2 separate regions of the Homo sapiens genome follow, and region 2 is linked to region 1. A link is a contact called in ENCODE Hi-C or POLR2A ChIA-PET data. All regions are on one chromosome and are shown on one strand. Each heading gives the region's core, a stretch centred on a gene start or an enhancer-like site at or near the end of the contact. The rest is flanking DNA. Distances are from core to core; before and after follow the strand shown.

What was found. A loop is a pair of places that touch in the nucleus more often than their neighbours do. ChIA-PET counts read pairs that join two places held with the same protein, here RNA polymerase II (POLR2A). Pooled maps may share reads with other maps.
Region 2: a pooled map shows a loop between it and region 1 (2.2-fold over the local background). The contact joins the enhancer-like site here to the promoter of PTCH2 in region 1. A Hi-C loop is called at or near these places in 3 of 50 pooled maps. POLR2A ChIA-PET finds 5 or more read pairs at or near these places in 3 of 52 experiments (A673, H1 and Panc1).

The regions. Positions count from the first base shown.
Region 1 is chr1:44,842,002-44,846,876 of GRCh38, forward strand. It overlaps PTCH2 (patched 2), which reads right to left and starts at 1,252. Exons shown (of 22, transcript NM_003738.5): 1 at 860-1,252; 2 at 1-38. The coding sequence starts at 931. RefSeq lists a silencer at 1,198-1,467.
Region 2 is chr1:45,356,580-45,361,698 of GRCh38, forward strand. All of the region lies in intron 4 of TESK2 (testis associated actin remodelling kinase 2), which reads right to left. It also overlaps the pseudogene LOC124904849. Among named protein-coding and RNA genes, the nearest start is that of TOE1, 19 kb to the left of the region's middle. RefSeq lists enhancers at 3,316-3,415, 3,676-3,755, 3,886-4,385. Within about 2 kb of position 3,377, at least 9 of the 41 ENCODE cell types and tissues checked have a DNase peak (open chromatin) inside an H3K27ac peak, as active enhancers do.

The DNA.
Region 1 (4,875 bases), core at 2-2,501:
CGAAGCCAGAGTGGAGCCTTCAGGCTCCCAGCTAGGATCTGGGATGGAAAGAGAAGGGTCAGCCAGGCATCACTGCAACAATGCATGAAATCCTTCCCTTCTCACCCTGTATATCTGCTGCCCAGCCCTCGCTTCTTGATTTCTGGATGTGGGACAGGGAGCACCAACACAGACACAGGCCCAGACTTGGAAGATGTAACACCCACCATCCCCAGCACACACCTGAGGAAGGCATAGGCCTATTTTCCTTTCTTTTCTTTTTGTTTTCTCTCCTTTTTTTTTTTTTTTTTTTTTTTGAGACGCAGTCTCGCTCTGTTGCCCTGGCTGGAGTGCAGTGGTGTGATCTCGGCTGACTGCAACCTCCGCCTCCCAGGTTCAAGAGATTCTCCTGCCTCAGCCTCCCGAGTAGTTGGGACTACAGGCGCCCGCCACCACGCCCTGCTAATTTTTTATTTTTAGTAGAGACAGAGTTTCCCCATGTTGGCCTGGCTGGTCTCGAACTCCTGACCTCAGGTAATCTGCCTGCCTCAGCCTCCCAGTGTTGGGATTACAGGCGTGAGTCACCGCGCCCGGCCGGCATAGGCCCATTTTCTGAGAGCAGGATACATATGTACACACACCTGTCGTCGGGTGGACACAGAGGTGAACCCACAGACATTCATTCTCACTGGCCAGACGATGAGGAGACACCGGCACAGACACACCGACACACACGCACAACTTGCTTGCGGTGCTGGCTCTCACTTGCCTTCAGACATCTAATGACACTCGGCACTTCAAGACATCACAAACCTTGCAGAGGCCCGAGTGACAGACCTGGCTCCGCTCTCTTCCTTCTTCCAGCTCCCCCTCTACTCACCTGGGGTGCTGCGGTTCGAGCTGGGGGTGTGTAACTCGGGGGCAGCTCTCTGAGGGGCGGCGATCGAGTCATGCTGGCGGGGATGGGGGGCGCGGGCGCCCCCAACCCGCGTTATCTGGGCGCTCCCATAGGCTAGCCCGGTCTCCCGGTACCGCTGGGCCCCGCGTAGGGATTCAGTGGGGCCGCCAAGGCGCGGGCGTGGGAGAGACTGTGGGGTGTGGGTGTTAAAGCGGCTGGGAGGGAGGAGTGCAGGGAGCTGCGGGTCCGGGGCGCGGCGCCGGGATTCACCCGCTCCGTGGGCCGTGGGCCGCGGCGGCTGGAGGAGGAATGGGTCCCGCGCGCAGGCGGAATTGCTGGCCCGAGACGCACAGCAGGGCTCGAGGTGGCAACTGCAGTCCCCGGGAGGCGGCTGGAGCTCCAGAAAAGGGAGCTGGCCGGGGCGACGCCCTCCCATTGGCTGAGGGGCCCGCAAATTACCCTAGCCGCGCGGCCCGGCCCGCTGCTAGGTAACGGCGCCGCAGGGGGCGGGGCGGGAGACCACCCAGGCTGGGCCACCCCGCGCCTCCCTCCCGCCCGCGGGGCCCCAGGGAGGAGGAGGGAGGGGGATCCCGGAGAGGCGCAGCGCCGGCCAAGTGTAAGTCCAGAGGCTTACGCTGAGAAAGGGCCTTTGCGGGCTCTGTTAGGGATACACTTTTTTTTTTTTTTTTAAGACGGGGTCTCACTCTGTCACCCAGGCTGGAGTGCAGTGGCTCCATCTCGGCTTGCAGGCTCCGCCTTCCAGGCTCAAGCCATCCTCCCACCTCAGCCTCCCGAGTAGCTGGGATCACAGGCATGCACCACCACGCCCGGCTTTTTGTATTTTTGGTAGAGAACGGGTTTCGCCATGTTGCCCCGGTTGGTCTCAGACTCCCGAGCTCAGGATATCCGCCCGCCTCAGCCTCCCAAAGTGTTGGGATGACAAGCGTGAGCCACCGCGCCCGGCCTAGGGCCACAATTTCTTTTTCTTTTCTTTTTTTTTTTTTTCAGGCTTAATTCACTTTATTTTTCTTGTATAAAAACCCTATGTTGTAGCCACAGCTGGAGCCTGGATCCTCTGCGCGGAGACTCTGGTGTGGGTCTTGACGAGGTGGTCAGTGAATTCCTGATAGGGAGACTTGGTGAATACAGTCTCCTTCCAGAGGTCGGGGGTCAGGTAGCAGTAGGTCTTAGAGATGGCATCAAAGTGGGTAGGGCCACACTTTCTTTCCGACCCAATCAAAGCCCAAGATTTCTTCTGTTCACTCTTCCCGGCTTCCATTCTTGCCCTCTTCAGTCCACTCTCTCCACTGAGACCAGAGTCATTTCTCTAACATGCAAATCTGATAGCTCCAAAGCACAAGGCCCACTTGGAGCACAGGGCCCTGTGTGATCTAGCTAAAGCCTTCTCTCCCATAGTTCCCTCACATCAGTGTTCCCTCGTTCCTGCCTTTGTACATGTTTTGGTCCTTTTGTCTTGGCAGATAATCTTCAAAAACTGAACTTGAATCACCCCCAAAACCCACCTTTTTTTTTTTTTTTTTGAGGCAGGATCTCCCTCTGTTGCCCAGGTTGGAGTGCAGTGGTGCCTTCACAGCACACTGCAGCCTTGAGCTCCCAGTCTCAAGGGATCCTCCCACCTCGACCTCCCAAATGGCTGGGACTACAGGTGTGCACCACCACACCTAGCTAATTTTTGTAATTTTGTATAGACAGGGTTTTGCCATGTTGCCCAGGTTGGTCTCAAACTCCTGGGCTCAGGTCATCTGCCCACCTGGGCCTTCCAAAGTGCTGGAATTATAGGCGTGAGCCACTGTACCCAGCCTACCCCCTCTTTGAAACCTTCCTTGATTCATGTCTCTCTCCTGGCAGATAATTGCTTCTTTGTGCTCTGCATAACAACTCAATTTATATATGTATAATTGCATTTATGACACAAAAACTTATGTACTTGAAAGTCTGCCTTCTTCACCAGACAATAAATAGGTGCTTAATAATTGTTGAGTGAGTCACTAAGAGTTGCAGAATTCAGGGTGTAAAGGATTGGAAATTGGGAAGAATAGAGGCAATAGTCCCTCTATTAAACTTTCAACTATCCTATCTGAGTGTGCTGTTTCTATTGGGTTCCTGATTGATAAACCTCAAGTGGCAGAGTAGGGTAAAATCAATATTCCAATATGTAAAGTTTGAGAAAGAGAAAATGAATCTACAATAAGCTAATTTTTCTAACACAACTACTATTATCTCTGGCAAATTTCTTGGTCAGTTCTTCCAGACTTAAAAAAAATCATTCCATCATAAATATTTCATGTTACTATGTAGTTTTTGTAATCAATCATTTGGAGAATATCCTTAGGACAGATTCCCAGAAGTGGGTTGTTTGGGTCAAAGAGTATGAACATTTTTATGGCTCTTGATACACACTGCTCAACTGATTTTTTGAAAGCTTGTGCAAATTAACATCATCTCTAGAGCCTCAGTCCTGGGGAAGAGGAACATTTAGGTTGAAGGGGTGAACACCTAACAGGTTTGCCATTTCCATTTGTCCATTCACCCAGAAAAATGCCTATGGAGGAACTAATATATGTATGATGCTGTTGGCCAAACAGTAACTGCACATGAAAAGCAGCCTACCTGAATAGCACTTTCTTCTCCCTGTTATAGAGTGTGTCCTGCTGAGCATAAAGTGGCATGGTAGCTCATGCTTGTAATCCCAGCCCTTTGGGAAGCTGAGGCGGGAGGATTGCTTGAGGCCAGGAGTTCAAGCCCTGGCAACATAGTGAGACCCCATCTCTACAAAAAATAAAAAATTAGCTGGGTGTGGTGGCGCACACCTGTAGTCCCAGCTACTTGGGAGGCTGAGGCAGGAGAGTTGATAGAGGCTGCAGCGAGCTGTGATTGTGCCATTGCACTCCAGCCTGGGCGACAAAGTGAGACCCTGCCTCAAAAAACAATAATAATGATAACATAAAAAATTTAAGGTTAAAAAGAACTGTACCCCTAGCAAGTCTCTGAAATAGAAACAGCCTCTAACTTAAGTCTGTATGGGCCCCTAGTTTGCTCTTGGGGCAATAGCTGAAGACAGGGAGTGGCCTGGACTCAGCACTGGTTGTCATCAGGAGTACAACTCCCGATGCTATGCTTTAAGTAAGTCTTAATCTCCTTCCTTTTTACCAGACTCTGCAAGACATAAGGTCCATGGATAAATAGATTTGTAACCACTTGGGCCTTGGGACTCTGCTTTCATCATAGGCCCATCACTGCTAACAATTGTGACAAAGTCCACCATTTCTATGGATGCTTCCAAGGCCAAGTCTGTCTATTAAGGAAACCTCTTGCCTTATAGTTCAAAGACTAGGATGGAAGAAATGGGTCTACAGTTTCCAGCCTTTCCAACCTAGGGCCTAGTGCTGTCTGGCTGCTCCAAGCTACAAAATGACCTGTCTTCTCCCAAACAAAATGGTTTCCTGAGCCCAGCTAAGCTCAGCCAGAGCCAAAGCCATAGACCCCAGGAATAGGAAGGGATAAAGAGGCTTCTCTTCTCTTTCTGCAAGCAGCCTCCTTTATGATAGAACAGCTTGTTTCACTGTCATTTCCACTGGTCCTGGGTACGTGTTTTGGGCCTAAACTAGAGATATTCTCCAAATAACAGGATAAAAGCAATCTAATTAAATCTCATTACTGACTCATGAAACAAACGTCTTGGGATCTCCTTTTTTTAAATTTTTTCAATGAGACAGGGTCTCATTCTGTCACCCAGGCTGCAGTGCAGTGGCATGATCTTGGTGCACTGCAGCCTCTACTGCCCAGGCTCAAGTGATCCTCCCATCTCAGCCTCCCGAGTAGCTGGGACCACAGGCGCGTGACACCACGCCTGGCTAATTTTTTTGTATTTTAGTAGAGACAGAGTTTCACCGTTTTGCCCAGGCTGGTCTTGAACTCTGAGCTCAGGCAATCCACCCGCCTCGGCCTCCCAAAGTGCTGGGATTACAGGCATGAGC
Region 2 (5,119 bases), core at 2,127-4,626, 520 kb after region 1:
ACTCCAGCCTGGGTGATAGACAGAGCGAGACCCTGTCTTAAAAAAAAAAAAAAAAAAGATAGTGAGTTCAGCTGGGAGAAGTTAAATTATTAAAGGTACAGGTGCTTATTGGACAACCAAGGTGGAAATGATCTAAATAGAGTCAGTTTGAAGCTTAAGAACAAAGTCTAAGTGAAAGACAATATTTAGGAGGCAAAAACATTGAGCTGAAGCAGTCATGCATTCCAAGGTCATGCATGCCCAGGGTTTAACATGTAAGATGGGAAATCAACAGAATCCCAAGGAACAGGCAAGAATGTCAATAGGAGAACATTCTAAATGTTCAGAAGGACGGCCGGGCGCAATGGCTCATGCCTGTAATCCTAGCACTTTGGGAGGCCGAGGCGGGTGGATCACCTGACATCAGGAGTTCAAGACCAGCCTGGCCAAGATGGTGAAACTCTGTCTCTGTTAAAAATACAAAAAAATTAGCTGAGCATGGTAGCAGGCGTCTGTAATCCCAGCTACTCAAGAGGCTAAGGCAGGAGAATCACTTGAACCCGGGAGGCAGAGGTAGTAGTGAGCTGAGATCGTGCCATTGCACTCCAGCCTGGGCAACAAGAGCTAAACTCCATCTCATAAATAAATAAATAAATAAATAAATAAATAAATAAATAAATAAATGTATGTATGTATGTATGTATGTTCAGAAGGACAATGACATTCTACATGTCAGAAGGAAAGCATTCTACAAAGGAAATGACTGACAGTATCAAAAGCCATGAATGAGGAAGACGAGCTTGAAAGGTATCCACTGAATTTGCAACCAGGAAATCATTGGCAACCTTGGACAGAGCAGTTTCAGTAAAGTGGTTAAGACGAGTAAGACTGAAGTGAACAGAGGAAAGAGTAGCAGATAAGGTTATGGAGAAACTATTTGAAGATAGTCTTGCTGTTCATCATTCCTAAATACCCATGAAGGGCAGCTTTGCTTTTTTAGTAAAAAAAAAAAAAAAGAAAAAAAAGTGAATAAGGCTGGGCACGGTAGGAGGCCAAGGTGGGAGGATCACTTGAGGTCAGGAGTTTGAGACCAGCCTGGGGAAAGTGGCAAAATCCCGTCCCTACAAAAAATACAAAAATTGGCCAGGCACGGTAGCTCCCAGGGGTGGGATCATAGTAGCTAACACCTGTAATCCCAGCACTTTGGGAGGCCAAGGCAGGTGGATTACCTGAGGTCGGGAGTTCGAGACCAGCCTGACCAACATGGAGAAACCCTGTCTCTACTAAAAATACAAAATTAGCCAGGCATGGTGGCGCATGCGTGTAATCCCAGTACTCGAGAGGATGAGGCAGGAGAATCGCTTGAACACGGGAGATGGAGGTTGCAGTAAGCCGAGATTGCACCATTGTACTCCAGCCTGGGCAAGTGACGGAGTGAAACTCCGTCTAAAAAAAAAAAAAAAAAAAAAAAAAGCCTGGGCACAATGGCTCACACCTGTAATCCCAGCACTTTGGGAGGCCAAGGTGGGCAGATCACGAGGTCAGGAGATCGAGACCGTCCTAGCTAACATGCTGAATCCCCGTCTCTACTAAAAATACAAAAAATTAGCCGGGCGTGGTTGCAGGCGCCTGTAGTCCCAGCTACTCGGGAAGTTGAGGCAGGAGAATGGCATGAACCCAGGAGGCGGAGCTTGCAGTGAGCCGAGACTGTACCACTGCACTCCAGCCTGGGCAACAGAGCGAGACTCCATCTCAAAAAAAAAAAAAAATTAGCTGGGTGTGGTGGTGTGTGCCTATAGTCACAGCTACTCACAGGTTGAGGTTGGGATGATCACTTGAACCTCAGGAGGTCAAGGCTGTAGTGAGCCATGATTGTGCCACTAGATTCCAGCCTAGGCAACAGAGAGAGACCCAGTCTCAAAAAAAAGTGAGTAAGTATATGTATTTATAAATAATAATAGCAGCTGTTATTTATATAGTATCTAAATTGTTTCAGGCACTGTTCTGAGAGTTTTGCATATATTATCTCATTTAATCTGCACAATAACCCTATAAGGTAGGTACACTGGTACTTTTTTTCCTTTTTTTTTTCATGTCAGACAACGTGCAGACATTAATAAGGTTTGAGGGTAGTACACCTCACACATGCACATGAAAATCCAATCATCGTGCTATGGACTACAAAATGACTACATACTATTACTCATTTTAGAGAAGGCATTTAGAAATTAAGCAACTTGCTTAAAGTTATCCAGTTATTAAGTGGCAGAGACTGGCAGACTCTGCAGTCTGGCTCCAGAGTCCATACTCTTTACCACTACGTTGCACTGGAGACTTAGAGACCACAGCATCTGAGTAAGAGAGCCTCATGCAGCACAGGAGCTCAAAAATGAATTTACTCAAACCTTATATGATGTATTATCTCCCTCCTCCTCCCAAGGGAGAAAAAGAGGGAAATTCCTCTAAGCCTAAAATTTATATCTTAATACATATTTTTGGGTACCATTGCATTTACAAAGGACTAGGGAACTTAATGGGATAAGAGGAGAAATATCTGAATTCTAGCCCAATTCAGCCTCCTAATAGCCATTTAACTTGGACAAATCAACTAATAAGGCTATCCATCTTTCACTTTTCTCAACTATAAGTAGGTATGATAATCCCTGATTCACCTAATTTGCAGTGTTGTTATGAGAATCTAATAAAATATGTGAAAGTTGGCCAGGCGCCGTGGCTCACGCCTGTAATCTCAGCACTTTGGGAGGCCAAGGCGGGCAGATCACCTAAGGTCAGGAGTTCAAGACTAGCCTGGCCAACATAGTGAAACCCCATCTCTACTAAAAATACAAAAATTAGCCGGGCATGGTGGTGGGTGCCTGTAATCCCAGCTACTCGGGAGGCTGAGGCAGGAGAATCACTTGAACCCGGGAGGCGGAGGCTGCAGTGAAGTGAGATTGAGCCACTGCACTCCAGCCTAGGCAACAGAGTGAGACCCTGTCTTGAAAAAAAAATATGTAAAAGTTGGCCAGGCGAGATGGCTCACACCTGTATTCCTAGCACTTTGGGAGGCCAAGGCAGGTGGATCCCCTGAGGCTAGGAGTTCGAGACCAGTCTGGCCAACATGGTGAAACCCCATCTCTACTAAAGATACAAAAATAAGCAGGGCATGGTGGCAGACGACTGTGATCCCAGCTACTTGGGAGGCTGAGGCACGAGAATCACTTGAACCTTGGAGGCAGAGGTTGCGGTGGGCAGAGATCATATCACTGCACTCCAGCCTGGGCAACAGGGTGAGACTCTGTCTCAAAAAAATAATAATAAAATAAAATATGTGAAAGCGCTTCGAAAAAAATTTAAATGTCATATATTTTCTGATGTGGTAATAATATAAGCACCAAAAAGAACCAGTTGGGGGCAGCACCATGCAGCACTTCAGATCCTTGGAAGCGTCGGACCAGTTTTGGCAAGACAGAAAGAATGACTAAAAATAAATCTTCCAACTTCTCAAAAGGGAAACTTGTTGATCTGCTTCATCCTGCTTGATAATCCATCTTTGAAAATCTTAAAATAAGGCATAATGACGGCATAAGCACAGCGCCTTGCTCTCTTCATTCTAGTTGAATCTGCCCAAGATTCACATTTGAGGTGCCCATTTGCTGAAAAGAAACTGAGCTTGTGAACTTCAGGGTTATAAGTGGGCAGTGAAGCTGACATCTAATCATGCAGGCAGATTTCTTTAGCTCTGAAAGTCAAAAGGTAGGCAGTGGTTCACTTCTTTAGCATGATGACAGTGTGATATGTCGGGCCTGTCTTCAGGAGCCACTCAGGTTTCCCAACTGAGTGCCAGGCAGAAGACACTATAATGAAAAGACTGTATGTGCACTCTCTATAGGCCAGGTGACACCAGGACTCTTGGTTCTGGGAAACACTTGTTTACTCTGTTCAGCAGTGTCTCTGAAGGCCCTGGAAATCCATATGCAAAGCCAGAGGGTGGAGAGCACAGGAAAAGGTGACAAAAGATGAGGAATCACACTTGGCTAATAGATTCTGGCTTCTCCAGGCAAACTGGAAAAAGCGCAAACCAAGGACCAGAGAGGGAAAACAAATGGAATTTGCTTTTACAACCCATTTCTCTTGCCTGCCTTTGGTGAATACATTAGTTGGGCTGATAAGCCTGTAGGCCCTCAGAAACCGCTTCTCAATGTTTCAAGACCTCTGCATGCATAAGAAAAGGAAATTTGAGATTTGTCAACAAGGAAGATTTCTTTCTTTTTTTTGAGACGGAGTCTCACTCTGTCCCTCAGGCTGGAGTGCAGTGGCGCCATCTCGGCTCACTGCAACCTCCACCTCCCAGGTTCAAGTGATTCTCCAGCCTCAGCTTCCCGTGTAGCTGGGATTACAGGCTGTGTCACCACACCCAGCTAATTTTTGTATTTTTTAGTAGAGACAGGGTTTTCCCATGTTGGCCAGGCTTGTCTCGAACTCCTGACCTCAGGTGATCCACCCGCCTCAGCCTCCCAAAGTGCTAGGATTACAGGCGTGAGCTACCGCACCCAGCCAGAAGATTGCTACACGGTCTCTGTGCCCATTAGCTGGAATGTTCACTTCTCCATAAGCAACTCCCAGTGCAGACTCAGCTGGTGTGGCCTCTAAACAAATCCCTCTGCAGGAAGCAGAGACAAGAGCAACTGCATTAGCATGTTCAGCTTTCCCGGATGGGGATAACAGCTGCTTTGCTTTCATTTTCAGCTAGACTACTCCCTCGGTCAGCCCTATAAAATGACCCAAGGCATTGGTAATACATTTAATTAATACAGAAGTTTTAATATTTTTAATTGTTGTTATTTTAACCTTTCAAGTTAGAAAACTATAATACAGTCAATAAAATGTGTTATAGATACTTCAATACCTCTCAGTGGCTGTTACCTTTTTCTATACCAACTTTACCTATACCAAAACTTGCCTCACTTCCTCACGGTCTAATAAAATAACAGAGTTTCTTCCATTTCATTTGTGTTTGATACTTGGTTTCATTAAATATATACAGCCTTTTCCTAGAAGGCACTCAATAACTTTCTAAAGTGTATTGGTAATTCAACTATATTATGTAAATAAACCTTTATTACTAAAATGCAAGAAA